Linked DNA regions of Homo sapiens: region 1 is linked to region 2. Evidence: read pairs that join two places in POLR2A ChIA-PET (ENCODE). Cell type or tissue: endothelial cell of umbilical vein. All regions are shown on one strand. Each heading gives the region's core, and the rest is flanking DNA. Links, peaks and the distances in the headings are about the cores only.

Region 1 (14,362 bases), core at 10,327-14,326, 570 kb before region 2:
GACATACTGGAGCTGTGCTGTGTTATTAATATTTGTTTCTTTTCTCTTGCTGCTTTTATGTTTCTTACTTTATCTCTGATCATTGGGAGTTTCATTTTTAAATGTCTTGAGGTAGTCAAGAGCCAATAATTCTTAAATTTGTCCTTTTGAGGGCAAATCTATATCTTGCAGGTGTGCTTCATTCTTTCTTATTGTTTCCTTTTGTCTCCTCTGTGCATAGCTTGTCTTCAAGCTTACTAATTCTTTTGCTTGATAAATTCCGCAGTTAAGGCTGATACATTCTTCAATATATCAATCACATTTTTCAACTCCAGAATTTCTGCTTGCTTCTTTTTATTTCAACCTCTTTGTTCAGTTTATGTGATAGAATTCTGAATTGTTTCTCTGTGTTATCTTAAATTTTGTTGAGTTTCCTCAAAACAGCTATTTTGAATTATCTGTCTGAAAGATCACATTATCTCTATCTCTCTATGATTGGTCACTTGTACTTTATTTAGTTTGTTTGGTGAGGGCATGTTTTCTTGGAGGGTCTTGATGCTTGTGGTTGTTTGTCAGTGTCTGGCCATTGAAGAGTTTATTGTAGTCTTCACAGTTTTGACTTGTTTGTACCCCTATTTTAGGCCCTAGCTTTGAGACTTTCTTCTTGAGAAGGCTTTCTAGGTATTTGAAGGAACTTGGGTGTTGTGATCTAAGTCTTTGGTCACTGCAGCCATATTTGCATTAAGGGGCACTCCAAGCCCAGTAACGTGGTGGTCTTAGATAAGTTCCAGAAGAATTATCTGGATTACCAGGCAAAGACTCTTGTTCTCTTCCCTTAGTTTCTCCCAAACCAATGTAGTCTCTCTTTATGCTGAGCTGCGTGGAGCTGGGGGAGGGGTGACACAAGCACCCCTGTGACACAAGCACCACTGGGACTGTGCTGGGTCAGACCTGCAGCCAGCACAGCACTGGTCCTCGCCCAAGGCCCATGATAAACACTGCCTAGCTACCACCTATGTTTGCTCAAGGCCCTAGGGCTCCACCATCAGCAGATGGCAAAGTCAAGCTTGCGTCCTTCCCTTTAGGGAAGCAAGTTCTCTCCCCACCCCCCACCCCAAGTCCTGGGCAGGTTCAGAGATGCCACCTGAGAACCAAGCCTGGATTTTGAAACCTTAGGAATCTACCTGGTGTTCTATGCTACTGCAGCTGAACTGGCCTCCAAGCCATAAGACAAAGTCCTTCTCACTCTTCCCTCCTCTTTCTACAAGCAGAGGAGTCTCTTTCCATGGCCACCACTGCCCCAGGCCCACAGTAAGTACCGCCTGTCTACCTCTAATGTTCATTCAAGGCCCAAGGGCTCTTCAATCAACTTGTGGTGAATGTTGCCAGGCCTGGGACTCTCCCTTCAGGGCAGTGGACTCCCCTCTCATCCAGGGCAGGTCCAGAAATGCCTTCCACAAGCCAGAGCCTGGAATCGGGGACCCCAAGAGCCCACTTGGTGCTCTACCCCACTATGGCCAAGCTGGTACCTAAAGCTGCAAGGCAAAGTCCTCTTTACACTCCCACTTCCTTTTCTCAAGCAGGAATTCTTCCCTGTAGCTACCACAGCTGAGAATGTGCTGGCTAACATCTAAGGTCAGTATGTCTCTGAGTCTCATTCGAGGCCTATGGTGAACATTGCCTGGGTACCCGCTGCTTATTTTTCACAGCCCAAGGGCTCCTTAGTCAGCAGGTGATGAATCCTGCCAGAAAGGCCTTTCCCTTCAAGGCAGAGGGTTCCTTTCTGGTCCACGGTGTGTCTAGAAATGTCATCTGGGAGTTAGGGCTTAAAATGGGGACCTCAGGAATCTGCCTTATGTCCTGAGGCATAAGGTGGTATCCAGGTTGCAATGTGGCTGAGGTGGTATCCAGGTTGCAAGGCCAACTCCTCTTTATTCTTTCCTCTCCTCTCAAGCAGAAGAAGCCTCTCCTAGAGCTGCACTGCCTTGGGTTGGGGGAGGGATGGTGCAAGCATTCCCTTTGCTGCCCAGCTGGTGTCTCGCTGGGTTGCATACCCCCAAGTCTACTGGCTCCAAGGCCAGTACAGCATGAGGAGTCGCCTAGGAACTGCAGTCCTTGTGGCCTAAGCTGCCTTTCAAGTTTATTTAGAACCTTTGCAGTGGCAAGGCTTGCCAGAACACAGGTTCCAACCTCTGCGGTGGGCAATTCCCTTCGGACTGGGGTTTGTGTAAATGCTCCCTCTGTGGGCACTGGCTGAATTCTGCCCAGTGTTGCTTTCTGCTGTGACATGACTGTGCAACTCATTCAATGCAAAGTCCCATAATAACTGTGCTCTCCCCTCTCCAGCACACAGATTCTCTCTCCATGCCACATGGTGCTGACAGGCAATAGAGTGGCTGGCAGTTCAGTCTAGGCCACAAGGGCTGCAATTCTTGGGCAAGTGCTCATGCTGTACTGGGCTTGGAGTCAGTGAACTTCAGGGGCATGCAACCCAGTGAGATGCCAGCTGAGCAGCCAAGGGAATACTTGCACCACCCCTCCCCTAACCCAAGGCAGCACAGCTCTGGGAGACTCCTTCCTTCTGCTTGAGAGGAGACGAAAGAATAAAGAGAACTTTGCTTGGTCAGCCACAGTAGGACAGGACACCATGAGGAGTCCTGAGGCCACCATTCCAGGACCTAGCTCCCAGATGACATTTCTAGACACATCATGGGACAGAAGGGAATCCTGTGTCTTTCCTACCCTCTTAAGTGCCTTTCAGTAATAAAAAGGTAAAGCCAGGTGTTGTGATCACTGACCTGATTTTTGGTTCTTATGAAGGTGCTATTTTTGTGTGGATAGTTGTTCAATTTGGTGTTCCTGTGGGGAGGATGATTGGGGAAGGCTTCTATTCAGCCATCTTGCTCCGCCTCACAGCGTCCCTGTTAGGGTTCTGTCAACTGTAGGCATTTGCAAGAGATTAAAAAGCTGAACGACATGGAAACAATCTTCTGGCTCAGGTAGTGGTGGTACCAGCAGACTATGGTACCCAACTGTCATAAGAGTAGGCTCCTGTAGAACCTGGATAGCAGCTGGACATTGGATCTTATGGTGGCAGCACTGGCTGCATGGGGGACAGAGGAGCACAACTCTGTTAAAGTCATCGTGTAGTATGGGTTGACTACTGGCTCCAGAGGAAGAAGTAGCTTACTATACTTCCTCATTTCTGGGCAACACCACCTCTTTTTGCTCCACCAGCCCTTCTAACAATTTCATCATTTAGTTTTGTCTATTAAATCCCTCCTTACTTAAAATATTGCAGGTGACTTCCATTTTTCTTTTTTTTTTTTTTTTTTTTTTTTGAGACAGAGTCTCGCTCTGTCGCCCAGGCTGGAGTGCAGTGGCACGATCTCAGCTCACTGTAAGCTCCGCCTCCGGGGTTCACGCCATTCTCCTGCCTCAGCCTCCCAAGTAGCTGGGACTACAGGCGCCCGCCACTACGCCCGGCTAATTTTTTGTATTTTTAGTAGAGACGGGGTTTCACCGTGTTAGCCAGGATGGTCTTGATCTCCTGACCTCGTGATCCGCCCGCCTCGGCCTCCCAAAGTGCTGGGATTACAGGCGTGAGCCACCGTGCCCGGCCGTGACTTCCATTTTTCTTATCAATTGTATGGCATAACATTTTATCTGGCATTCCTAGAATCAGAAAATGTGCTATGCTGGAAAAATTATTTTTCCAGGTAAGTTTAAACCTTTCAAGACTAAAATACCAATTTTCCTGAAATTTTTAATTAAATGTTTCACATATGGTCCTTTCTTCCTAAACAGAGTATTTGAAATACAATTTTTTTCTCCTTTTCCATTATCCCCACTGAATATTCACTATCTTTTGTGTTTTAAATGGTCTCAGGTTGAAGCTCTACGGACAGATGGTATGGTACTCTAGGTGAAATTAGTACTGACCAGAAGCAGATACTTACAAGTTCAATAGCAAATACCTTCACTGTTGCAGTTACTAGAGACAAAGAGTTGGTGACAACATGCTTACTTTTCCCTGGACACTCTGACAGAAAAATATCTAAGCAAATAAATGATAAGGAATGATGGACATAAAAATAGAAATATATACAACAGGCACAGATTATACAGAGGAAAAGACTACTGACTATAATCTGGAGATGACAGAAAAAGCTCTACATGGGTACTGAATTATAAGCTGCATCTTGCAGTATGAACAAAGGTTTGACAGGAAAAGAGCATTTCAAAGCAGGGAAGAACCTGTGCAGACAGGTGTGGTAGCTAGTCTCCAAAGATGGTTTCCAACATTTATCCCCATTCTATATGCTTATATCTTCTCCCCTTGAATCTGGACTGGCCCTGCAATTGCTCTGACCAATAGAATGTGATGGAGGAGCTGTTTTGGGACTTCTGAGCCCAGCACTTAGGAGGACTAGCAGTTTCTACTTCCTTCCCCCTGGTAACACTCTTGAGATGTTCATTCTTAGAATCCCACTAAGCTAAAGAAAGCTCAAGCCACATGGAGGAGAATCAGGGCGCTGCAACTGGCCACCCCAGCTGAGATCCCACCTGATAGTACCAGCTAATGGTCATACAAGTTAGCCATCTTGGACCTTTTAATTAATCCCTCAGATTAATTAAATAATATAGCATATGAAGAACTGCTCAGCTGAGCTCATTCAATTATCAGAATTGTAAGAGATAATGATTGTTGTTTTAAGCTGCTAAATTTTGAGGGTTTTTTGTTTGTTTTTTGTTTTTTTTTGAGACAGGGTCTTGCTCTGTCACCCAGGATGGAGTGCAGTGGCATGATCTCAGCTCACTGCAGCCTCAAACTCCTGGGCTCAAGCGATTCTCCCATCTCAGCCTCCCAAGTAGCTGGCACTACAGGCACATGCCACAATGCCGACTACTTTTTGTATTTTTTGTAGAGATGGGATTTCGCCATGTTGCCCAGGCTGGTCTCGAACTCCTGGGCTCAAGCAATCCACCTGCCTTGGCCCTCCAAAGTGCTGGGATTATAGGTGTAAGCCACTATGCCTGGCCAAGGTGATTTCTTATGCAGTGAAAAGGCCCTGTCTGGGTGCAGTGGGTCATGCCTATAATCCCAACAATTTGGGAGGCCAAGATGGGAGGATCACTTGAGCCCAGGGGTTTGAGACCAGCCTGGGCAACATAGTGAGAGCCTATCTCTCCTAAAAAAAATTAGCCAGGCATGGTGGCGCACACCTGTAGTCCCAGCTACTGGGGAAGAAGAGACCGGAGTGAGCTATGATCAAGCCACTGCACTTCAGCCTAAGTAACAGAGTGAGACCCTGTCTCAAAAAAAAAAAGGAAAAAAATAAGGCTCTGGCATGACTGAAAGTTACAGATGATCAAAGGAGTTCTCACAGTTTCTCATATCTGGGCAATCGTGCCTGCCTTGCCTTTTTTGCTCCTCCAGTTCTTCTTGTAATTTCATTACCTAATCCCTATATTAAATCACTTTTTGCTTGAAGTATCTTTTTTTTTTTTGAGACGGAGTTTTTGCTCTTGTTGCCCAAGCTGGGGTGCAATGGCATGATCTCGGCTCACCGCAACCTCCGTCTCCTAGGTTCAAGTGATTCTCTTGCCTCAGCCTCCTGAGTAGCTGGGATTACAGCACCCGCCACCAAGCCTGGTCAATTTTTGTATTTTTAGTAGAAACGGGGTTTCACCATGTTAGCCAGGATGGTCTCGAACTCCTGACTTCAGATGATCCGCCTGCCTCAGCCTCCCAAAGTGCTGGGATTACAGGTGTGAGCCACCGCGCCTGGCCTGCTTGAAATATCTTAAGGTGCTTCTGTTTCGCTAGCTAACCATGTGGAAAACATTTTGTTATCTTGTATTTCTAGAACCAGAGAATGCTATGCCAAAAAAATAAATTTCTTCTGATAATTTCAACCTTTTCAATATTGAAATACTGTATTCCTGAGTTTTTCTTAAATGGTTTATTCATGCACCTTTCTTTTCTTTTTTTTAGAGACAGGGTCTCACTCTGTTGTCTAGGTTAGAGTATGATACAATCATAGCTCACTGCAGCCTCAAACTCCTGGGCTGAAGTGATCCCCCTGCCTCAGCCTTCCAAAGCACTAGGATTACATATGTAAGCCACCATGCCTGGTGTAGACCTTTCTTCTTAAACACAGCATATGAAATGCAATTTTTTCTTCTTTTCCATTATTACCATTAAATATTTACCAAGTTCCTATCATGTATTGTATAGTTTTCTAGGAACAAATGGTATAGAGTATCAGGTGAACTGAGGGCTAACTACAAGTAGATTACTTGTAATTTCAAGTGCAAAAACCTTTACTGTGTCAGTTGCTAGGATACTGAGAGGATAATTAAATGGTCCCTGTCCTCTAGAAGCTCCCACTATAACAGAAATAGATTTGTCAACAAATAAATTATAATATGCTAGGAAGAATTCAAAAATAGAAATATCTACCACACATAATCAAAGAAAGGGTGATTACACATAAAAGTATCAGAGAAAACTTCATATAGGAGCTAAAATTTAAGCTGGGTCATGAGGTATGGTTTGAAGTTTGCCAGGTAAAGATGGGAAAAGGTTACTCCAGAGTTGGGAGGAAGCATGCACAAAGGTAGTTAAAGTGATAGCATTATTTAGCCCAGATTTCATTACGATTAAGAGATTATAGAAAACAAAGTTGAGGTGTGCTGTGAAACATACTTTTTATGTAATACTTAAGAGTTTGGACTTTATACTATTATCACCAAGGAGCAGAGAAGCCTCATATTCGCTTTCGTATTTCAGAAAAATAACACTGGTGGCAATGTGAAGGATAGACTGGGACAAGGAAGGACTGGCAGCAAGGCAAGTTAGGAGGCTACTGCAAGCTTCAGAAGAGAATCAATAAAGCTACAAAGTGAGGAATGGTAGTTGCCTAACCTCCAAGGCAGCATGATTAGAATTCTGTGTAAAATAATTCCTAAAATAGTTCTTTCTCCTAAAATAATTCCTAAAATATAAGGGTTATCCTTATATATTGATAGCTGCTGACTCATCAGTACCAATGAGATCATGATCCTTAATTTCAAATTAAGAACATGATCTTCAATTTCATTTATAGTAGTTATGGCTCATTTAAATCCTAAATAATGAGCCATAGCTACTAATTTATTTATTTTGCCACGTCCATTGCTAAAGTAGCTACTAGATGTTATTTCCTATTTGCACAACAGTAGGTTTGTTACTGGGATATGGAAAACAGGGAACTTGCAATTTAGAAAAACGCAATTTGGCCTTGTTTTTATTTTATTTTTACTCACCACTATACTAAAGGTGATGGGCTTGTTTTAAAGAGAAAGTGTACTCCAAAAGATTCCAAAATTCTGCAACATTTGGATAAGGATGAAACTAAAACCTGACACCAGGTCACTTTTTCTATAAGCTTTCTTTAGTATTTTGACCAAAAGAAAAGACATATGTAAAGCCTATACCACAAATCAACTTTATAAAATAACTTCTCATATTCTGCATAACACTGAGTGAATCATTTAGACAACAGTGGACAGAAAAAGGGAGCTGAAAATAGTAACAGACATTACCTCTGCTTCCTTAGAATGAGTTCTACAATTACCTTGCAAAAGCACACAATTTTGCTATCCTCAGGCAGGCTTATAATTTTTTTAAAAGATCTTCAAATAAAGGTCATTTATTTTAGTATTTGTTCCAGTATTTCCAGAGTATTTTTGGGGAAAAAAGTTCTAGTGGAAGAAAAATAGTTTTCATAATTACTTACATTGGGGTTCAAATCCTTCACTTGTTAGATGTTATTATATTACAGTCATCCCTTGGTATCCGCCAGGGATTGGTTCCAGGATACCCCAAGGATACCAAAATCCAAAATCCAAGGATGCTAATCATCTCTAGATTATAATATCTAACATAATGTAAATGATATATAAATATTGTTATATTATTTTTAAAATTTATACTATTTCATTGTTGGGTTATTTTTTGTTTTTTCCCCAAATGTTTTCAATCCATCAGTCCATGGTTGGTCGATCTATAGATGTGGAACCCCCAGACACAGAGGGCCAACAGTACTTAATTTCTTGGAATCTTAGTTTCCTCACTTACAACATGTTTATAATAAAGACAGACGAAATTTTGTAAGGGCTACTAGTATATGTGTAAGGCAACTGCACATGAAAACCTAACACTATTTGGCTTAGAAAACATACTCTATCCTATGTAATATACCAAATAAGTGTTTTGGAAATAAATACCATTGTTCTTCATAGCTTAACCACACTACTACACCCTACTACATGGATTCTAGAAGTTTATTAGTGACATAAATATGAAGTTAATGGCATCTTTTATAGGCACAACAAAAGAAACAAACGTATTAGAAGGTATTTGCATAATCAGACCATTTTGAGCCTGGTATGTTTTCCCCAGTAATTGGAGCATCCTTAGATGCCTTAACAACAAGGACAGTTTCTCCATCCTTTGCTGCATACATACTTTCTAATACTATCTCTCTCCTTCCACTCCCAATTCCTAATAAAAATCTCTGATTCACATTAAAAACTTATTCTGGCAAGTCTCCCTCTTCCACCTCTACTGCTTTCTATGTTAGTGACAAGTGCTATTCATATAAAATATACAAAGGCAAGAAACATAAAGTTAAAAGGAAACAGTATGTACTATTCTTCATACTCAATACATCATACATAAAATACGGAGTTTCATAAGTAAAACAAAATACTGCATACTGTATGTCTATTATTTTTAATGGTGTGCCTGTGTTACCAGTCTATGACTGGACTATCAATACTTACCCTCACAGAGGAAATAAACAAATGAAATAACATATGTAAAAAAACTATTACAAAAAGAGTTGATCCTCATTGTTCATATCACATACAGCAGGTCCTCAACTAATGTAATTTCTTTTTTTGTTTGTTTTTTTGAGACGAAGTCTTGCTCTGTTGTCAGGCTGGAGTGCAGTGTCGCGATCTCAACTCACTGCAACCTCCGCCTTCTGGGTTCAAGAAATCCCCTGCCTCAGCCTCCCAAGTAGCTGGGACTACAGGTGCACACCACCAAGCCTGGCTAATTTTTTGTATTTTAGCACAGATGAGGTTTCACTATGTTGGCCGGGATGGTCTCTATCTCCTGACCTCGTGATCCACCCGCCTCGGCCTCCCAAAGTGCTGGGATTACAGGCGTAAGCCACCACACCCGGCCTGTAATTTCATTATAACATTGATGAAAAACAATTATTTACAACCAGGGCCACTGTCTGTGTGAATTTTGCATGTCCTCCACATATCTGCATGAGTTTTCTCTGGGTATTCTGGTTTCTTCTCAATTCCCAAAGATGCACGTTAGGTGAATTGGTACAGCTAAATGGTCCCAGTATGCGTGTGTGTGCCGTGTGAGTGCGCCCTGTGATGAAAAGGCATCCTGTCCAGGGTTGGCTCCCACTTTGCTCCCTGAGCTGCTGGGATAGGCTCCAGCTACCCAAGACACTGAACTGAAATAAGCAGGTTGAAAAACGAATGAATACAAATTACTGTAAAACGAAAATTTGTAAAGTATATAATAATCATACAAATGCACAATAAATGATGCAGTATGAAAGCACTCAGCAAGCCCACTTTATTTCTTATTTTTTGTTTTTGAACTGCATGGTGGTAGGAGGTGCTCCTTAAAATTTTCACTTCCCAACAGTTATTCCTTGATTTAACCCACTAGCACTACAACTGCTGTCACTCACTGATTCGCCAAATATTGGGTAAATAATTTTTACTTTTTTTTTTTTTTTTTGAGACAGGGTCTCATTCTGTCACCCAGGCTGGAATGCAGTGGTACCATCACGGCTCACCGCAGCACCGACTGTGGGATTGTTTAATGCAGGGTTTATCAATAACAACCCCATAAACATTTGGGGCTGGATAATATATATATTTTTTTTGAGATAGGATTTTGCTCTGTTGCCCAGACTGGAGTGCAGTAGCGTGATCATGGCTCACTGCAGCCTCGACCTCCCAGGCTCAAGGGATCCTCCCACATCAGGCTCCCGAGTAGCTGGGACTACAGGTGCAAGCCACCACCTCTGGCTAATTTTTGAATTTTTCTGTAGAGACGGGTTTCACCATATTACCCAGGCTGGTTCCGAACTCCTGAGGTCAAGCCATCTGCCCACCTCGACTTCCCAGTGTTGAGATTACAGGCGTAAGCCACCATGTCCAGCCAATTCTTACTTGTTTTTATCCTTTTTAAATGTATATAAAGCTCATATTAATCTCAATGTTTAATTTTAGAAGTGTTTTGGGTCTTTATTAGAAATTTGGTAGTGTTTTTGTAACCAGAAATATATGCCATAGGGACTTAACTCTTATTTATATCAGTTCACCTATGGTAAAATTGATTTCATTATATGTTGTTTTTCTTAAACTCGCAGTTTCCCAGAACCTATCAACAACATTGAGGACTTATTGTATTATAAATTATCTTTATATGAATATAAAGACTTTCCCTATTTCAATTGCGAATATACAGATCTGTGCACTCAAAAATAACAAGCCTATTAGGACTCAAACAGTTATTTGTATACCCACGTTCACAGAAGCATTATTCACAATAGCCAAAAAGCAGAAGCAACCCAGTGTCCATTAATGGATGAACTGATAAACAAAATACGGTATTTACATACTACGGCATATTTGGCCTTTAAGAGGAAAGAAATTCTAATACATGCTACAACATGAATGAACTTTGAAGACATTATGGTAAATGAAATAAGAATGAATCCATTTAGATATCCAGAGTAGTCAATTCATAGAGACTGAATGCTGGTTACCAGAGGCTGAGGAGAGAGGAGGTAATGGGTGGTTATTGTTTAATGAATACATAATTTCAGTTTGGGAAGATGAAGAGTTCTGTAGACGGATGGTGGTGGTGGTTGCACAATAGTATGAATATACTTAATGCCACAGAATTGAACACTTAAAACTGGTTAAAGTGGTGAATTTTACGATATGCATATTTAATCACAATAAAAAATGCTTATTAAAAGATGTACTAGTTATGAAATAGCATACCTCATCTGTTTCAAACTGGGTGTGGCTAACAATGAGGTAGAAAAGCAGCAAGCAGGTACAGAGATTTATAATGGCTGCTCTAGGTCCTATCGGGTAAAGGGATCAGCAGATGTGAAGTCAAGAGTCTCCTGTAAGATTTGACTTTCTTGGAAACATATTTTAATCCTGGGCCTCCTCTTTCCAAATCACCTATTTCTTTTAGTCTTTTTGCAGTGATACTGTGTGTTGCTTCTAACAGAGGTTCAGTTTCACAGCCTTTCCCTCAAGTGTCTTATCCTAAAAGTAAAACCTAGATGATCTAAGGTGGTGGTTTTCAACAGGGTGCAATTTTGCCTCCTATACTCGCAACACCCAGGGACAGTTGGCTATGTCTGGAGACATTTTTGGGTTGTCACAACTGGAAGTAGGGTGGGGAGTGGTGCTAATGACATCAAGTGGGCATAAGCCAATTATGCTGCTAGAAATCCTACAATGCACAGGATAGGCTCCCACAAACAAAGACTTAACCAACCCCAAATACTAACAATGCTTGGTTTGAGAAACCCTGTTCTAAGGTTTTTCTAAGTTGCTTGATTTATGGTAGAAACTGATCATAAGTTAAAAGTTTCCTCCTTTTGGATTGCTTGAGCCCAGGAGTTTGAGGCTATGGTGCATTATGATTATGCCTGTGAATAGTCACTGTAATCTAGCCACTGCAATCTATATTAAGAAACATAGGCCGGGCGCAGTGGCTCACGCCTGTAATCCCAGCACTTTGGGAGGCCAAGGCGGGTGGATCACGAGGTCAGGAGATCGAGACCATCCTGGCTAACACGGTGAAACCCTGTCTCTACTAAAAAAAAACAAAAAAAATTAGCTGGGCGTGCTAGCGGGCACCTGTAGTCCCAGCTACTCAGGAGGCTGAGGCAGGAGAATGGCGTGAACCCGGGAGGCGGAGCTTGCAGTGAGCCGAGATCGCGCCACTGCATTCCAGCCTGGGTGACAGAGCAAGACTCTGTCTCAAAAAAAAAAAAAAAAAAAAGAAAGAAAAGAAAAGAAAAAAGAAAAAGGAAACATAGTGAGACCCTGTTTCTTTAAAAAAAAAAAAAAAGTTTCTTCCTCTTATTCCTTACTTTCTCTTCTCATTTATTTTGAGGAAATAGGATAAGAACCAGTGGTAATACTTTAGGTGAAAGGAGGCTACTTATGTTATCATTCTCTTCACCCTGGCCGATCCTAACCATGACACTTTATATCCTGGGGGATGGTGAAAAACAGAGGAGGTGGGGTAGGACTTGTGGTCAAATTGTTGGGGACAGAGGCAAAAAAGAAAACAGCAACAAAAAAATACAAATGAAGAAATTGGAAGGCAGTGCCTATGCCATCTGAATTGGATAATTCTTCCTAATGGCCATTTGGATATAGATGAGTTGGACAGACATAATTTAGAAACCTATATAAGGAAATATCATGCATTTTAATGAGGTTATAACCCAAAATTTAAAATTCAATTAAAAAATTAAATCACAGATTTTCCCACAACATACTAATTCAACATACTACTTACGATTACTTAAAATTTGCATTTTTTCTAAGGAGCAATAACCTAATGAGTATGTAATACTAATGTGTCAGTTAATAAGGGCAATTACTTTTGCTCTTATTTTCCTGTTATATGAAATTAACAACATACCTGCTGCAATATAACTCATTTGGTACAATTTAGGTGTTTCGAGAAATTCAACCCACTAAGATCATTAGCGTAATTCATTTTTATGCTACACATTAAAATGGTGCCTTCTTACAGTCACTTTGGAAAACTGTTTGACAGTAAATACTAAAACTGAAAATATACACACCCTACAACCTGGCAATTCCATTCTTAGGTTTATACTCAATGGAAATGTATACACTCACCAAAAGACATGTATAAGAATGTTCTACACAGTACTATTCATAATAGCTCAGAATTGAAAAATTCTCAAAAGACTATTAATGGGAGAATGAATAACTTTTGGATGTAATGAAAAATGGATAAACAAACGGAAGACTATACAGCAATGAGAATGAATGAACTACAAATACATGCAACAATAAGAATGGATCTCACTTTGGCAGGTTGAATAACGGCCTCCAAAGATAGCCAGCGTATGAATCCCTGGAACCTGTGAATGTCACTTATATGGCAAAAGAGATTCTGCAGATGTGATTAAATTAAGGATCTTGAGATAGGGGGATTATCCCTGCTTTATGCAGGTGAGCCCTAAACTTAGAGGCAGGGAAAGATCTGACTACAGAAGAGAAGATGATATAATGACAAAAGCAAGCTTTGATCATAGAGAGGAAGGGGTCACAAGCCCATAAATACAGGCCGTCACTGGAAGCCAAAAAAGGGAAGAAAACATTCTCCCTCACAACCTCAATAAAGAGCCAACCCTGCTGATACTTTGATTTAGGCCTAATGAAACTGATTTTTGGACTTCTGATCTCCAGGACTATAAAAGAATAAATCTGTGTTGTTTTAAGTCACTAAGTTTGTGGTAGTTTGTTACAGTGGCAACAAGAAACTAAAATATTCACAAAAATGATGAATGAAAAAAAGTGTATTATGTATGATTACATTTACATAAAATAAAAAACAGGCAAAACTAATCTATGATTTTAGAAGTCAGGATAGTAACTTTCAGCAAGAAAGAAGACAGTGTTAAGATGGGGAAAGAGGAGGGCTTCTGGGGTACACATAATGCTCTGTGTTTTGATCTGAAGACTAGTATGTGAGTTTGTTTAATTTGTGAAAACCTTTATTTGTGTACTGTTTTGTGTGTGTGTGGTATATGCAGTTTTAAAAACTGATGCCTTTTAAACACTTACTAATCTGATAATCTGCCGAAAAAGAATATATAACATATATTCAAGGGGATGGAAAAATACTTACTGAACAATAATTTTATTTCTCAAGAACGCTGAAGATTTTGTTTCTCTCTTCAAAAGATTTAAAAAATTTTAACTGGCAAAACATAATAGTGACTCTTAAATGCTAAAAAAAAAAAAAAAAAAAAAAAAAAAAGAAAAAACCTAAAAATAAAATATTGCATAAGTAAGCTTTGTTATGCCTCGATCTTAGGACTGTAAATTATAAAAATACAAGTAAAACCACATTTTTTGAAATAACAGTAAACAAAAACAAAAGGCAGGTACTACATACCAAATGACCAAAATGTCTTTTGGGCCTAAGATTCTTGAAAATAGTAAAAATGGTAATAATAGAAATCTCTCTATAGAACATTAAATATAAAAACCATTT
Region 2 (16,889 bases), core at 6,869-10,868:
CAATTACTTTTTCTTTTTCTTTTTTTTTTTTTTTTGAGACGGAGTCTTGCTCTGTCGCCCAGGCTGGAGTGCAGTGGCGCGATCTCTGCTCACTGCAAACTCCGCCTCCCGGGTTCGCGGCCTTCTCCTGCCTCAGCCTCCCAAGTAGCTGGGACCACAGGCGCCCACCACCACGCCCTGCTAATTTTTTGTGTTTTAGTAGAGACGGGGTTTCACCGTGTTAGCCAGGATGGTCTCGATCTCCTGACCTCGTGATCTGCCCACCTCGGCCTCCCAAAGTGCTAGGATTACAGGTGTGAGCCACTGTGCCCGGCCAATAATTACTTTTTCTTAGCATTTTTAATGATCTTACTTTATCGTCTTCTAGCTTGCTTTATTTGCTCTTAAGTCTGCTATTCATTTATCTCAGGCTGCTGTTGAGATATTTTCTTTGATATTCTTCAGTTTTATTACAATGTTTCTAACTTTGGATAGATTCAGAATTTTTCTTGTGGTATAGGTGTGGGAAGATCTAAGATAAAAATGTAAAAGAAATAGTTATAATTTAAAAAAATAGGCTGGGTGCAGTGGCTCATGCGTGTAATCCCAGTGCTTTGGGAGGCTGAGGCAGAAGAATTTCTTGAGGCCAGGAGTTTCAGGCCAGCCTGGGCAACATAGTGAGATCCTGTCTCTACAAATAATAAATAATAAATAAATAAATTGGCCGTGTGCGGTGCTCACACCTGTAATTCTAGTACTTTGGGAGGCTGAGGTGGGCGGGTCACGAGGTCAGGAGATGGAGACCATCCTGGCCAACTTGGTGAAACCCTGTCACTACTAAAAATACAAAAATTAGCTGAGTGTGGTGGCTCGCACCTGTAATCCCAGCTACTCAGGAGGCTGAGGCATGACAATCGCTTGAACCCAAAAGGCGGAGGTTGCAGTGAGCTGAGATCCCGCCACTGCACCCCAGCCTGGCGACAGAGCAAGAGAGCAAGACTCCATCTCAAAAAAAAAAAAAAAAAAAAAAAAAAAAAGAATGCCGGGCGCGGTGGCTCACACCTGTAATCCCAGCACTTTGGGAGGCCGAGGTGGGTGGATCACCTGTGGTCTGGAGTTCGAGACCAGCCTGGCCAACATGGTGAAACCCTGTCTCTACTAAAAATACAAAATTAGCCGGGCGTGGTGGTGTGCGCTTGTAATCCCAGCTACTCTGGAGGCTGAGGCAGGAGAATCGCTTAGAAACTGGGAGGCAGAGGTTGCAGTGAGCTGAAATCGCACCACTGCACTCCAGCCTGGGCAACAGAGGGAGACTCTATCTCAAAATAAATATATAAAAATAAATAAATGAAAGTTTAAAAAAATAAGTGGGTAGAGTGGATGGAGTCATAAGTGATCATTTATAAATGATTGTCAATTTATTGGCTACATGCAGGTGTTGGTAACTCAGATCTGTTGGGCATTCAGGCAAAATGTATTAAGTGAATTACATGGTGTTCAGAATTATTTCTAGATGTTCAGTGTGATGTGAATTAGACAATGAGACTCACAAAGCTACAGTTTTTGCTCTTTATTTATTTATTTTTTATTTATCTTTTTAAAATTTTTACAATATTCTTGTCAAGGCATTAACTCTTTTATACTTAATTGTACTTAGGTATACTTAATTACCAGGAAAACTTTGTGGATCATACCTAAATAAGTGTTAAGTCATTTAAAGGGCTGATGTGATGTGATATAGACAATAGTATTCTACACAATAATTTCAGGTCTACATTGATTAGATTTTCTGTTTTTGAGACAGGCTCTGTCACCCAGGCTCAAGTGCTGTGGCGTGATCCTGGCTCACTGCAGCCTTGACATCCCAGGCTCAAGCAGTCCTCCCACCTCAGCCTCCTTAGTAGGTGGTACTACAAGCATGCACCACTATGCCCGGCTGATTTTTTATTTTTTGTAGAGACAGGGTCTTTCTATGGTGCCCAGGCTGGTTTCAAATTCCTGGGCTCAAGTGATCCTCCCACCTTGGCATCCCAAAGTGTTGGGATTACAGGTGTGAGCCATCACACCTGGTCATTTTAGGTTTCTTTTTTTTTTTTTTAATGAGACAGAATCTTGCTCGGTTGCCAGGCTGCAGTGCAGTGGCGCGATCTCGGCTGAGATCACAACTTCCGCATCCCAGGTTCAAGTGATTCTCCTGCCTCAGCCTCCTGAGTAGCTAGGATTACAGGTGCACACCACCACGCCCGGCTAATTTTGTATTTTTAGTAGAGACAGGGTTTCGCCATGTTGGCCAGGCTGGGGCTACAGGCGCATGCCACCACACCCAGCTAATTTTCGTATTTTTAGTAGAGACAGGGTTTCACCGTGTTGGCCAGGATGTCCTCGATCTCTTGACTTCGTGATCCGCCCGCCTCGGCCTCCCAAAGTGCTGGGATTACATGCGGGAGCCACCGTGCCCGGCTGGCCATTTTAGTTTTAATAATTTTTATATTTTTCTAACTTAAAAAAGGTACTAAAATCTCTTACAGCTATTATTTACGAATATAGCATTCATTATTGTTATTGTGATTATTTTGTATGTGTTTAATCTCATTTGCAATATAAGCTCCTGGAAATCAAAGATTTTGTCTATCTTATTCACTACTCTATTCTCAGTACTTGACCTTGTCTTGCATGAAACAGATATCGAATAAATATTTGTTAAATGAATGAATGAATGAATGAAAATACTGATACCACATTTAACAATTCTACAAGTATTATAGGTTTTACCATCTAACAAATAAAATAGATTGTGTAGGGCAGAGTCACAGCCAACCTGTCATAAAAGAAAATGCAAATGAAAAATAAACCTTTGTACGTATAGGTGCTAAGATTTTGGGGCTTTTGTTAATGTAACATAACCAGCAAAAGCTCAATGATACGGCATATATAATATACACATACAGATGGACCAGCAGATGAGATTCCAAAGATAGTTCAATAAGCATTAACTACACCCACACACTTCATTCCCTAACAGAAAGAATGGAATTCTTGTTCACTAAGATCTGCCTCAAACATTACTTACTTTGTTCCTCTGGCTACTCAAGTATTTAGTCAGAACTCTTTTCTTTCCTTTTTTTCCCAGGCTGGAGTGCAGTGATGCCATCATAGCTCACTGAAACCTCTAACTCAGGGCCCAGGGAATCCTCCTGCCTCAGCCTCCTGAGTAGCTGAGACTACAAGTGCCACCTTGGGTAACAGTCAGACTCTGTCTCAGTAAAATAAAATAAAATTAGCCACCATGCTCGGCTAAATTTTTATTTTTAGTTTTTTTAGAGACGGGGTCTTACGTTGTTGCCCAGGCTAGTCAGGACTCTTGATTGCATATGACAGAAACCCAACCCAACCTTTCAACCTGCTCCTCCCTCCCAGTCTCCGTAAATGGCAACTCCATCCTTAAAGTTGCCCAAGCCCCAAATCTCAAAGTTAACCTTGCGTTCTCTCTTTTATCTCATAGCCAGTCTGAAGGCAAATCATGTTGGCTGAAAATATATCCAAACTTAATCACTTCTCATCACTTGCACTTTCCACCATAGTTCAAGCAATCATCATCTCTCAATATCTTCCAACTGGTCTCCAGGTTTATACTGCTACCCCCTAGAGAATTTACTTCACAGCAGCCAATGCTTTTAAACATAAAACATGAGTCAGAAAGCTGGGCACAGCTGCATGCACCTGTAATCTCAGCTACTTGGGAGGTTGCAGTGTGCTTTGATTGCATCTGTAAAGAGCTGCTGCACTCCAGCCCAGGCAATATAGCAAGACTCTGCCTCTTAAAACACAAACACACACACACACACACACACACACACACACACCCCATAGAAGTCAGATGTCACTTTGCTTATCCATCCAATTTAGAATAAAAACCAAAGTCCTAAAAAGGCCTATAGGGCCTTCTATGTAATCTGATTCTGTTTTCTCTGATTTCATATCCTAGTATTTGTCTTGCTTACTCCATTCTAACCACACCACTGGTCTCCTTGTTCCTTGAATATGCCCAGTGCATTTCTGCCTCAAAGCCTTTGTACTTGCTGTTCTCTCTGTTTAGAATGCTCTTTCCTAGATATGGCTTGCTTGCCCACCGTCACCTTTTTTTTTTTTCTTTTTTGAGACCGAGTTTCACTCTTGTTGCCCAGCTGGAGTGCATTGGCACGATCTCAGCTCACTGTAACCTCCGCCTCCCAAGCTCAAGCCATCCTCCCATCTCAGCCTCCCAAGTAGTTGGGATTACAGGCATGCACCACCACACCCAGCTAATTTTTGTATTTTTTGTAGAGACTAGGTTTTGCCAACTTGCCCAGGCTGGTCTTGAACATCATGAGCTCAAGCGATCCACCTGCCTTGGCCTCCCAAAGTGCTGGGATTGCAGGCGTGAGCCACTGTGCCCAGCCCCCACCACCTACTTTGTGAGGTCTTCCCTGACTGTCCTGTTTAAAATTATAATAACCACCAGGTACAGTGGCTCATGCTTGTAATCTCAGCACTTTGGGAGGCTGAGGCAGTTGGATCACTTGAGCTCAGGAGTTCTAGACCAGCCTGGGCAACATGGTGAAACCCTGTCTCTACCAAACAAACAAACAACAACAACAACAAAAACCCAAAAAATAAAAAAACCCAAACAAATGAAAAATAAAAGTTAGCTGGGCATGGTAGCATGTGCCTGTAGTCTCAGATACTTGGGGGCTGAGATGGGAGGATTGCTTGAATCCAGGAGGTTGAGGCTGCAGTGAGCTCTGATCTCATTCCACCTTGGGCAACACAGTCAGATCCTGTCTCAATAAAATAAAATAAATTTGTAATAACCTTTCTTCATACTCCCTTTCTCCTTCACTCATACCATCTCATATCATATATATTATATATGTATTTATTAATGTGTTCAACTTATTTTTTCGACTAAGTCAAATCAAGATTATTTTTCTATTTTATTTTTCTTTTCCAAGATGATCTAAATTCCCAGAAGGTATCATTTTCTTTTTTCATGTATATTTTGTTCATAGATATATTTTTAATGTATATTTTGTGGAAAAATATACATAACCTGAAGTTTGCTGATTTAACCATATTTAGGTGTATAATTCGGTGGCATTAAGTATATTTACAGTATTGATAACCACCATCACTACTTAGTTGCAAAACTCTTTTATTGCCCCACCAGAAACTGTCCATTAAGCACTAACTCCTCATTCCCTGTTCCCCCAGACCTTAGTAATCACCATTTTACTTTCTCTCTTTATGAATTTGACTACTCTAGATACCTCATATAAGTGGAAGAATATAATATTTGTCCTTTCACGATGGATTTATTTCACTTACCATAATGTTTTCAAGGCTCATTCATGTTATAGCATGTAGCAGAACTTCATTCCTCTGTATGCCTGAATAATATATTTAATTGTATCACATTTTCTTTTTTTTTTCTTTTGAGACTGAGTCTAGCTTTGTCACCCAGGCAGGAGTGCAGTGGTGCGATCTTGGCTTACTGCAATCTCCGCCTCCAGGGTTTAAGCGATTCTCCTGCCTCAGCCTCTTGAGTAGCTGGGATTACAGGTGCCTGCCACCACGCCTGGCTAATTTTTTTGTATTTTTAGTAGAGACAGGGTTTCACTGTGTTGGCCAGGCTGGTCTCGAACTCCTGACCTCAGTGTGTCACTTTTTCTTTATCCATTTATTTTTTGATAGACATTTGGATTGTTTCCCCCTTTTGGCTATTGTAAATAGTGCTGCTATGAATATTGGTGAAGAAGTATCTATTTGAGCTCCTGTTTTAAATTCTTTCAGCTTGGAGTGGAATTACTGAATCATATGGTAATTCTATTTTTAACTTGAGGAACTGCCAAACTGTTTTCCACAGTGGCTGTATCAGTTTACATTCCCACCAGCAATGCACAAGGGTTTACATTTCTCCACATCTCACCAACATTTGTAATTTTCTGCTTTTTTCATAACAGCGTTCTAGTAAGTGTGAAGTGGTGTATCATTTGGTTTTGATTTGCTTGTCCCTAATCACTAATAACGCGGTGCATCTTTTCACGTGCTCATTGCATATCTTCTTTGGAGAAATGTTCAAGTTCTTTGCTACCCCCTACCCTTTTTAAATTTGAGACAGGGTCTCACTCTGTTGCCTAGGCTAGAATGCAATGGTGCATTCACAGTTTCTATGTAATAGGAATTTAGCAGCAGCTTGCTGACTGGTTCTGACTTTTGGTTTTTCATGAGATTCAGTCTGATGTGAGCTGGTACTGAAGTAATCTGAAGGCTTGACTGGGGCTGAAAGATTTGCTTTTGAGGTGGCTCATTGGCATGGCTGTCAAGTTGGTCCTGAATGTTGATGGGAGGCCTTAGTTCTTTTCCTTCACAGAGCTGTTCACACATGGTGGCTGGCTTCCCCTAAAGCATGCAATTTAAGAAAACAAGGCAAAAAGTGCAATAACCTAGTCTCAAAGGTTATAATTGGTCACTTTTTTTTTTTTTTCTTGAGACAGAGTCTCGCTCTGTCGCCCAGGCTGGAGTTCAGTGGCGTGACCTCGGTTCACTGCAAGCTCCACCTCCCAGGTGCAAGCAATTATCCTGTCTCATCCTCCCTAGTAGCTGGAACTACAGGGGCACACCACTATGCCCGGCTGATTTTTGTGTTTTTAGTAGAGATGGGGTTTCACCATATTGGTCAGGCTGGTCTGGAACTCCTGACCTCAGGTGATCCACCTGCCTTGGCCTCCCAAAGTCCTGGGATTACAGGCATGAGCCACTACACCCAGCCATAATTGGTCACTTTTGCCATATTTTATTGGTCACACAGACAAGCCTTATTCGATGTAGGAGGGATTACACATGGATACATAAATGAATACCAGGCAAAGAGGATCACTGGGGGTCAAAAGCAAGGATCACTCAGGGTCAAATCAGAATGGCTACCACCTGTACATATTTCCAGTGCCTAGAACAATGCCTGGTACAATATGTTAAAAAAAAGTTTGATAAGTACATGAGTCCTTCCTTCTTTCCTTTTTCCCTTCCTCCTTCTCTCCTTCCTTTGAAGGTTATGGGGGTGGTCACAGCATTAAAGAAAGATTAGAACAGCAAAGGCTTAGGAAAGGCAGGATTACTGGAACCGGGGATTTTAATATCCTCAGGATATTCTCCATCTCATTTAGCTTCTCTGAGTATAGCCAGGATCTCCTTAGAGTTTCATCCTTAGAGCTTTATAATGAGAGGGCACAGGGCTTTTACTTTTCCAGCTCTGGTTTGAAAAACCCCAGGGCAGGATTCTCCCAGGCATAACCCCTTGAATCAATCAGTATGATCAGGGAGTTAAGGTAATGTGACTGGCTTTGTTTGAGTCAGGCATCTATACCTGTTAATGGAAAAAGATGGAAGGGGGTATTGACAATAAAAATAGTACAACTCAGCCATGCTAGGTACTCCCCTTTCTCTATGTTCCCACCATTATATCTTGGTACAACAGAACATATAATGTTATTGTTCATTTACTTGTTCATATGTTTGTCTTCTATACTAGACTACACATTCTTACACTAGAATGTGAACACAGGTACCACATTTTTGTAGCTCCAAATGATATAGGTTTTGTAGTCAAGAGAGACTCATGGTTGCATTTTTGCTTTTTCCTTCTACTAACAATGTGACTTTGGACCAGGCATAGCTTCCCTGTCTTTTAAATGGGCCAAATAATAGTTGTGTCATGTGGAAGCACATAACATTATTTCTGACATGCTGTAGGAGCTGAAAATGTTAGTTACTGTCCTTCCTCTTAGGAAAGTAGCTGACATAGTTGAATAATTTTAATATATTTGTGAATAAATGAAGGAGTAAATAAATTCAGCATTCTTGGCGACTGGCTTGGGGATTCACTTGTAAATGGGGATAACAATAGGATTATGATAAAGATTAAGTGAGATGATAGATGAAAAGCGCTTCCACAGTGCCCAGCTATGGTAAGTGCTTTAAAAGCATAAGCCATCAGCAACTTGGGGGTGTTCACCTACAGTCCCAGCCATTCAGGAGGCTGAGGCAGGAGGGTCACTGGAGCCTAGGAGTTCAAGGCCAGCCTGAGAAACATAGCGAGACCCTGTCTTTAAAAAATGAAACAAAATGGGAGCCATCATGAGAGAGGTAATCCTTTAAAACCAATATATCAGATCTCCTAGAAAAGAATTGGAGAAGTGGCTTTCTCTCTATTTAGGTACCTCTCACAAGCTATATCACTTGCTTCTGTACTGCATAGTAAACTCTCAATAGCCTCTGAGTAACAAACTGCAATATCCATTAATAGAACACAACATAGCCTGCAGAATTCCAAAACCTCAGGTAAAGAATGAGAAAAAAAAAAAAAAAGACAAAGAGGAAAGTTCTACCAAATTAATAATTTTGTCTAGTGTCAGAAAACACCTAATTATAGAAGTTTCTAGCCAATGCCTCAGCGTCGGCACTCAAACACAATAACAATTGTAACGTCATTCTGAGATAAGTCATAGAAGGAAGGAAGGAGGGACAGAAGAAGGAAGATGGAAGAGGGAAGGAAGGAAGGAAGGGAGGGAGGAAGGGGAGAAAAGAAGGAAAGAAGGAATGAAAAACCAAAATCAATTAGCATACCTAAGACAAAAAGGCTTTGGTTTCAGCATTCCTAATCCTCCACATTCCCAGCTCCCTACTACCTAACAAGTGTATAAGGTGGAACTGAAAGGGTGTTAAATGGGTGGATCCCAGTGGCAATGTCTTTGTTAACACTGCCTATGAGTCAGCTATAAATTCAATTCAAATCCCCAGTCTCTCTGTCTTCTCTGCTTATCATGGTTACCAACAAAATGACTGCTGCCTTTAGAAACCCTAGTGGGAAACAGGTAAATGTGTAAAACGATGTTTGATTTTATATTAAAACTTATAAAAATGTAATTGCTGTAACAGAAAGTAATTTGTTATTGAGTTAGGATTTGTATATTTCGCTTAATCTTCAAAACACAGGAACAGCTTGTTAACATTTCTTCAGTTTTATTTTAAGACTGTTATCTCATTGTACTGCAGCCATTCGAGTGATGAACAAAATTTATGAAGTGTTAGGTTTAATTCCATACCTGCAAGAAAGGTATTTTAGTAATTGGCTTTTTGTAATTCAACACTTGCCGCAATTCTCTCCTAGCTGTAATTGGCTGCTGTTTACGTTTCTTTGAATATACACATTCACAGAGGAGACCTAGCATGTCTGTATGGGCTTCACATTTCTCATATGGAGAAGAAGAAAATGACTGGTTACCATAGCATTTGTTCACAAACTCTATTTGGTGACAGTGTTGATGGTTGCATGGCCTCTCAATGATTTCAGAAGTGTTGCCTCCCGTCGTGTTTGGGAACACAGTTCATAATAAAAGCTACATAAATTTTTCTGTAAAGTATCATGTTCCTAAAATAGTTTCCTCACCTCATCCTTTTTTTTTTTTTGGTGGAGGTGGGAGAAACTGCTAATTAACATTAGCTAATGTTTGTACCTGGCTTTAATTAGACAATTTCACACGAAATCAAAACACATCTCACGTCGCATCTATGATTGGGACTCTTATTTTTATTTGCTTGATGAAGAGACTGAAGCTTACAGAGGTTAAAAGCCAGACTATTAGCAGGTGTCAAAATCAGGATTCTTCTAATTCAGTCTTTTTTATTTGTCTTTTTGTTTTTGCACATTGGTGTTTTGTGGCTTTGGAAAATAGCAATTACAATAGCTATTATTTTTGAATATTTGTTATACACATGGCATATATTATTCCACTTAACTGTCACTTCAGTGCTTAAGTAGATATTATTATCTCCAGTTTATGAATGAGAAGATTGGAGCTTGAAGAGCTCAAAGGGGTTGATCACGTTTTTGGCAAGAACACTTGAAATTTTAGGTCACAGTCTAGTCACTTGCATGAATGTAGAAGTTACTAGTTCCTAGATAATTGGATAGTTTAAGTGGAGTTACTACCTCTAGTTCCACCAAATTTTCTCTTGCTTTAAAACAAGTATTTTGCAAAGTCAAGAAATGAATGAATTTCTCCTTTTGGTGGGTAGGCTAGAAACTGGCACACTATTGATGTCCCATTCTGGTGACTCAATTTCGAAAGTTTTTTGGGCTGACAGTGTTAATGTGTAGTATCACATATAGAAATGATGTCTGAGCTGTAGATCCAGAGAGCTTGTTCTTTCCCATAGTCATGGCAGATCTAGTCTCCACCTGTGCACAAGTATCAAGAGATAAACAGAATTGTGTGTCTCTTAATAATGTTCTTTCCTAAGATGATGTCAGAGTCTTCTAAAGAATGCATACGGTGGAGGTAAAGTGGTAAAGTGGTGAGGTTAAAGCTATTCTTTCCTTTTTTTTTTTTTTGAGACAGGATCTTGCTCTGTTGCCCAGGGTGCAGTGCAGTGCATTGGCGTGATGTCAGCTCACTGCAACCTCCACCTCCTGGGCTCAAGTGATCTTCCCACCTTAGCCTCCCTAGTTGCTGGGACTACAGGTGCACGCCACCATGCCCTGCTAAGTTAAAGCTATTCTTATAACTCCAGTGCATGGAGGCCATAGCTTTTTATTTGAGTACCTTTCAGATTCATATTGTAGAAAGTAATGAGCCTAGTAATGAATAGCTGTCACTATTTCATTGTGAGCCTTCATTTAAAAAAAAAAACCAAAAAAAAAAACCAGTTTTGAACATTAGTAGGAGTTGAAATGGAGTGTTATGTCTCCTTTTTCTTTAATAGTGCTACCAATAGGACTTTCTGATGAGTGGAAATGTTCTATATTTGTGCTGTCAGACAGTAGCCACTAGCCACATGTGCTATTATTGAGCACTTGAACTATGTGAGTGTGACTATGAAACTGAACTTTTAAGTTTATTTATTTTTGAGACAGGGCCCCACTCTGGCACACAGGCTGGAGTGCAGGGGTGTGATCTTAACTCACTGCAACCTCCACCTCTTGGGCTCAAGTGACCCTCCCACTTCAGTCTCCAGAATAGCTACAGTTGTGCCAACATACCTAGCTAATTTTTTTATTTTTATTTTTGTACAGATAGGGTCTGACTATGTTGCTCAGGCTGGCCTCAAACTCTTGGCCTCAAGTGATCCTCCTGTCTTGGCCTCCCAAAGTGCTGGGATTACAGGCATGAGCCACCATGCCTGGCTTAATTTAAGTTTAAATGTAAATAGTCACATGTTGCTAGTATCTCTAGTGGTTGCTGTATTGGACAGTGCAAACCTAGAATGTAACTGAGATGGTCTAGTTCTCTAAAAAGCTCCCAGGGTGAGGGAGGAATATTGTTCACAGTGGGTTTGACTTCTCTGGTGAGTTCCTTCTTTGTACCTTGGGTTGTTTTTTGCCTTTCAGAGGACTGTCTCCCTTGCATTTCCTTTCTGTGAACAATGGAGCTAACATGACTGACTTAAACACCTTTGGCAGTTTAGAGCACGGTGTTCCAGGGTTTAACCCTTGCCAAGTTTAGAGGGGTTCCCCTCCCAGACAGTGACCCAAATCAATGCTAAGGCTGTACAGTATCAGAACATAGAAAACTTTGAATTGCTCACTGAATTTACCGCAAATAAAACTATCTGAAGGCCAGGCGCGGTGGTTCATGCCTGTAATCTCAGCACTTTGGGAGGCTGAGGTGGGCGGATCACAAGGTCAGGAGATTGAGACCGTCCTGGCTAACATGGTGAAACCCCGTTTCTACTAAAAATACAAAAAATTAGCCAGGTGTGGTGGCAGGCGCCTGTAGTCCCAGCTGCTCGGGAGGCTGAGGCAGGAGAATGGCGTGAACCCAGGAGGCAGAGCTTGCAGTGAGTCAAGATCTTGCCACTGCACTCCAGCCTGGGCGACGGAGCGAGAAAAAAAAAAGAAGAAGAAGCTGAGGCAGGAGGATGGCTTGAATTCAGGAGTCCAAGTCCAGCCTGAGCAACATAGTGAGACCCAGTCTTTTAAATTAATAAAATAAAATGAAACCACAAACCTCAAACAAACAAAAAGACAAAACAGGATTTCAATCATTGTGAAGCTCTCGATCTAGTAGATGAGTAATGTATATAAACCAAAATATTACAATTTCAGAGAAGTGCTACAGGGCCTAATGTTTAACCACTTCTGGCATTCAACTGACTGTGTTAAAAACTCTGCCACCACTTTCCAGGGGTATAAATTGAGGTAAGTTATTTGGTATTTATTAAATTTCAGCTTCTTCATATGCAAGGGGGTTATGATAATAATACCTACCCCATGAGGACAATATGAGGATTAAACGAAATAGTGTATGTATACAGCCTTAGCCAATACCCATACATGTTGAGTGCTCAACCAGGTGTTAGCTATTAGATTTTAAAATTTTATTTAATTTTTATGGGGTTTTTTTTGTTGTTGTTGTTGCTGTTGAGACAGAGTCTTGCTCTGTTGCCCAGGCTGGAGAGCAGTGGCGCGATCTCGGCTCACTGCAAGCTCCACCTCTTGGGTTCAAGCAGTTCTCCTGCCTCAGCCTCCCGAGCAGCTGGGACTACAGGCACACACCACCACGCCCAGCTAATTTCTGTATTTTTAGTAGAGATGGGGTTTCACCATGTTGGCCAGGTTGGTCTTGAACTCCCGACCTTGTGATCCACCACCTCGGCCTCCCAAAGTGCTGGGATTACAGGCATGAGCCATCATGTCCTGCCTAGTTTTTTTTTTGTTTTGTTTTGTTTTGTTTTGTTTTTGAGATGGAGTCTCTCACTCTGTCACCTAGGCTGGAGTGCAATGGTGCAATCTCGGCTCACTGCAACCTCCGCCCCCCGGGTTCAAGTGATTCTCCTGTCTCAGTCTCCCGAGTAGCTGAGATTACAGGCACACGCCACCATGCCCGGCTAATTTTTTTTTTGTATTTCAGTAGAGATGGGGTTTCACTGTGTTGTCCAGGCTGGTCTTGAACTCTTCCGCTCGGGCAATCCACCCACCTTGGCCTCCCAAAGTGCTAGGATTACAGGTGTGAGCCACTACGCCCGGCCACTATTTTTTATAGTTTTTAAGGTAAAATTTACATTCACTGAAATGTTACCTGCATATTTTTTGATAAGTGAATATACCTATGTAACTCACATCCCTATCAAGATAGAGACCATTTTTACCACCCAGAAATTTCACTCATGTACCATCCCAGTCAATCCCCTGCCACAGGGAACCACTGTTATGATTTTTTTTCACCACAGATTAATTTTCTTTTCTAGAATTTCAAATAAATGGAACAGTATGACACTCTTTTGTGTCATTTATTTATCTTCACATAGATAATTCACATACTTTGTGTCATTTATCTTCACATAGATAATTCACATACTTTAAGATAAAAAAGGTACAATTTTAAACCTTTTGGGCATGCAGTAAAAATCTCCTTCCCACTGGTACCCACCAGTCACCCAGTCTTCCTCTCTCTTTCTCTCTCTTTTTTTTTTTTTTGAGACAAGATCTTTCTCTGTCGCCCAGGCTGGAGTGCAGTGGCACGATCATGGCTCACTTCGGCCTCACCCTTCCAGGCTCAAGCAATCCTCCTGCCTCAGGCTCCCAAGTAGCAGGACTACAGGTGCCTACCACCACACCTGTCTAAATTTTTTTTTGTATTTTTTTTTTGTAAAGATAGGGTTTTGCCATATTGCTCAGGCTAGTCTTAAACTCCTGATCTTAAATGATCCGCCGGCCTCAGCCTTCCAAAGTGTTTAGATTATAGGCGTGAGCCACCGTGCTTGGCTCAGTCTTCCTCTCTTGAAGCAATCAATGTTATTAGTTTTATGTGGGCCATCCCATGTCTTATCATTATTAATTCAGGTGCTTACAAAAGGCTCTTTGAGAACTGTTTTAAAGGTTACCCAAAGAATCTTGTGACAACCCAGCTAAAATGATATAAAATCAGTTTTAACATAACTGAAGTTTTTAGATTCTGATTCCAAATGTCAGATGGTGACATTTTACCTTTCTCTGACTTTATGCCAAATTTAGTTTAAGTTTTAGCATCTATAATTTTCATTTACTGAACAAATATATATTTAACAAATATGAAAATACAACCATGAAACAAACAAAATCAAATCCTGGACTTAAGGAGCTAATAGTAAAAAATTCACCAATATAACTACCCAATTACAGTTTCATGCGATGTGAAAGGAGTAAGAGACCACCATAGGGAGGTCAGAAGATGCTTCTCAGAGGTGGATACTAGAGCCGTTGTCAAAGGATGAGGACTGGGAGAACTTTCTGGGCACAGAGCAAAGCATGAGTAAAAGCTCTGTTGAGGCCAGGAAGCCGGTAAATAGGGAATAAAAGAGGCTAGCGTGGCTGGAGCACAGACAGCAGGGTGGAATTGGTCTGAGCAGTGAGAAGAGGTGGAGAGGTGGGCAAGGCACCTGGCCATTCAGGGCTTGGTTAGTTAGGAGGGTTTTTTCTAAGAGAATGGGAAAGTGTTTAAGTGGTTTAGGCTGGGAAGTGACAGGGTCACACTGTTATTTTGAAAAAGTCACTCTGCCTGTTGTGTTGAGATTAGAGAGGGGATAAAGGGAATATGGGTAAACCACAAGAAGACTAGGTCAGTAATCCCTCCACCCCCACTCCCCAGGTGAAGGTAGCCTAGACTAGGGTGGTGATGGAGGAAATAGGAGAGGACAGATTCAAGGACCATTTGTAAGGGAAAAACCAATAGAATTTGCTGACGGATGGAATATAAGAGGGGAGAGGTACATTATCAAGGATGTAGCTTAGTTTTCTTATACAAGGATTGAGTTGCAATAAAATTGTTAATTGAAATTTCTTTAAATAATGGCACAACCTAAAGTTATGCAAACATATGCCTCAGATAAAAGTTCAAGTTTTCAAAGTTTTTAGCTGGGTGGAGGGCATGGCTTTACTTCCTATTTCTTGGTATTTCCTAATCTTGTTGAAAAAAAAGTAAGGTTTTTTTTTTTTTTTTTTTCTGAAATGCTTAGTTCAGTGGAAACCCATCTGCGAATTCTGTCTTATAAATTTAAATTTAAAAATAGGGATACTAATTTCTAGACAAATAATTCCGGAGTTTCTTGTGCTGCTAATTATTATAATTTTTGTCCCTTTTTTTTTTTGAGACAGAGTATCGTTCTGTCGCCCAGGCTGGAGTGCAGTGGCGCGATCTTGGCTCACTGCAACCTCCACCTCCGTGGTTCAAGCAATTCCCCTGCCTCAGCCTCCAGAGTAGCTTGGCTGGGAGTACAGGCGCACGCCACGACGCCGGGCTATTTTTTTTTTTTGTATTTTTAGTAGAGACGGGGTTTCACCATGTTGGCCAGATTGGTCTCCAACTCCTGACCTCAGGCAATCCGCCCGCCTCGGCCTCCCAAAGTGTTGGGATTACAGGTGTGAGCCACCGCGCCCGGCTGTCACTTCTAAACATATAATGAAAGTAATCTGTATTGCCTTTTTACTTTTTCTTGCCTGCTTTTCCTGGACCAGAAATTAATAGGCTGTTTCCGTCCCAAACAAAGTACTTTCCTTCTAAGAATGTCTTCGTTGACGCTGGAGGGCTGCCCGGCTGAATCTTACGTATTCGTGCCCATGTTCTGCCCCCTGCAGTAGTCTGCATAAACCCAATGCGAAGACACGTGTAAGAGTACATTACAATTACAAGTGTCATTTACGCGTTGATTATTGTTTTTGCGAGTGCCCTAAGGCCACCTCTGGGGGAGCTCGGGGCTGCCTTCCGAAGCATGCGCGTCAGCACCGCGTGCCAGGGCCCTGAAAGTCAGGCTCCGCGTCGGTGCGGCAGCGCGAGGCCTGCAGTCCTAAGCTCGGGGTCGCTTCGGGCCCCCGAGGGGGTGTGTCTTCTACCGTTTTAACATGGAAGGGGCGGTTCCAGTGGCCGGGGAAGTCGGCGACTTGCAGGACTGAAGGCTGGTGCTTTGAAAGAGAGGCGGAGGGCGAGAGCGATTTCCCCGCCTCCTCTGCACTCCGTCCAATCCCTTCGCCTTCTCCTTTTCTCGGCCGGCCCGCCCGGCCCCTAACCTGCTCCAACCCATTCTGCGGTAGAGGCTGCCGGGTCTCTTTAAGGCCCTCCCGCGCCTGCGCCTTGGGCTCTCCTGACGCGGCCGGGCCGGACCCCGGAGGAACCAGCTGGCCAGCTGGCAAGGGGCTGGCTGCAGTTCCGACAGCGGCGGTGCCGGGAGGGGTAGGTGAGGGTCGCGAGGCGGCCCTGAGCTTCTGAGTGAGCGTGGTGCTTTTGGGAACTCGGGACGGGCGACCCGTGGAGCCAGGAGCGGGGCCGAGGCGCTGAGACGCGGCGGCGCGGCTGCCGGCTGGATGGGAAGTTAATGTTTACGGCGAAGTCTACTCAACGTTTCCAAGGTGAGGGGCGCTGCGCCAGGCCGGGCGGGCCGGGAGGCCGGGCGGGCGGTGAGTCCGTGTTCCGCTGGCGCACAGCTGGGCCGAGGCGCGGCGGGCGGGGGCCGCCGCAAGTTTTGCTGTGGGAGCGGGGCGGGCGCGCCTGGCCCCGCCAGGGCCTAAGTTCCCTGCACTCGCTTCCTCGCCTGTCGCCGCCGCCGCCGCCCGCAGCCCTCCTTCTCGTGGGCGCTGGGGAAGAAACTCGTCGGCGGGTCTAACTGTGGCGTCCCAGGGCGGTGGAGGGACGGAGCAGCTTCGGGGGCACGTCCTCGTAAATCCCGTGGAGGACACTGACCCTGCACCCCACCCTCGAGGCCAGAAGTCGGTTCCCTTTGGGGACCTGAGGGGCGAGAGCACTCGCCCCCCTGACTTGCAAAGTTGGCGTCTTTACTTGGCCTCCGGGATTCTGCGCATGGCGTGTCTCCAGGCTGCTGATGGGCAAGACAGATGTGCCAGG

The links. Peaks named below come from ENCODE experiments on the same cell type or tissue, not always from the same donor. Only the 100,000 strongest peaks of a DNase experiment are listed, where the experiment ranks them.
Region 1: POLR2A ChIA-PET joins it to region 2 with 6 read pairs; 2 of 35 experiments call an interaction of 5 or more read pairs at or near these places.

Annotation. Positions count from the first base shown.
Region 1 is chr1:93,362,590-93,376,951 of GRCh38, reverse strand. It overlaps DR1 (down-regulator of transcription 1), which reads right to left. Exons shown (of 3, transcript NM_001938.3): 3 at 7,459-14,362. Among named protein-coding and RNA genes, the nearest start is that of DR1, 24 kb to the right of the region's middle. In endothelial cell of umbilical vein, for the core only: no CTCF peak of the experiment used is centred there; no DNase peak of the experiment used is centred there.
Region 2 is chr1:92,784,343-92,801,231 of GRCh38, reverse strand. It overlaps EVI5 (ecotropic viral integration site 5), which reads left to right and starts at 16,124. Exons shown (of 20, transcript NM_001350197.2): 1 at 16,124-16,396. RefSeq lists an enhancer at 15,724-16,003 and a silencer at 16,274-16,543. In endothelial cell of umbilical vein, for the core only: no CTCF peak of the experiment used is centred there; a DNase peak (open chromatin) is centred at 8,731; H3K27ac peaks cover 815 bases.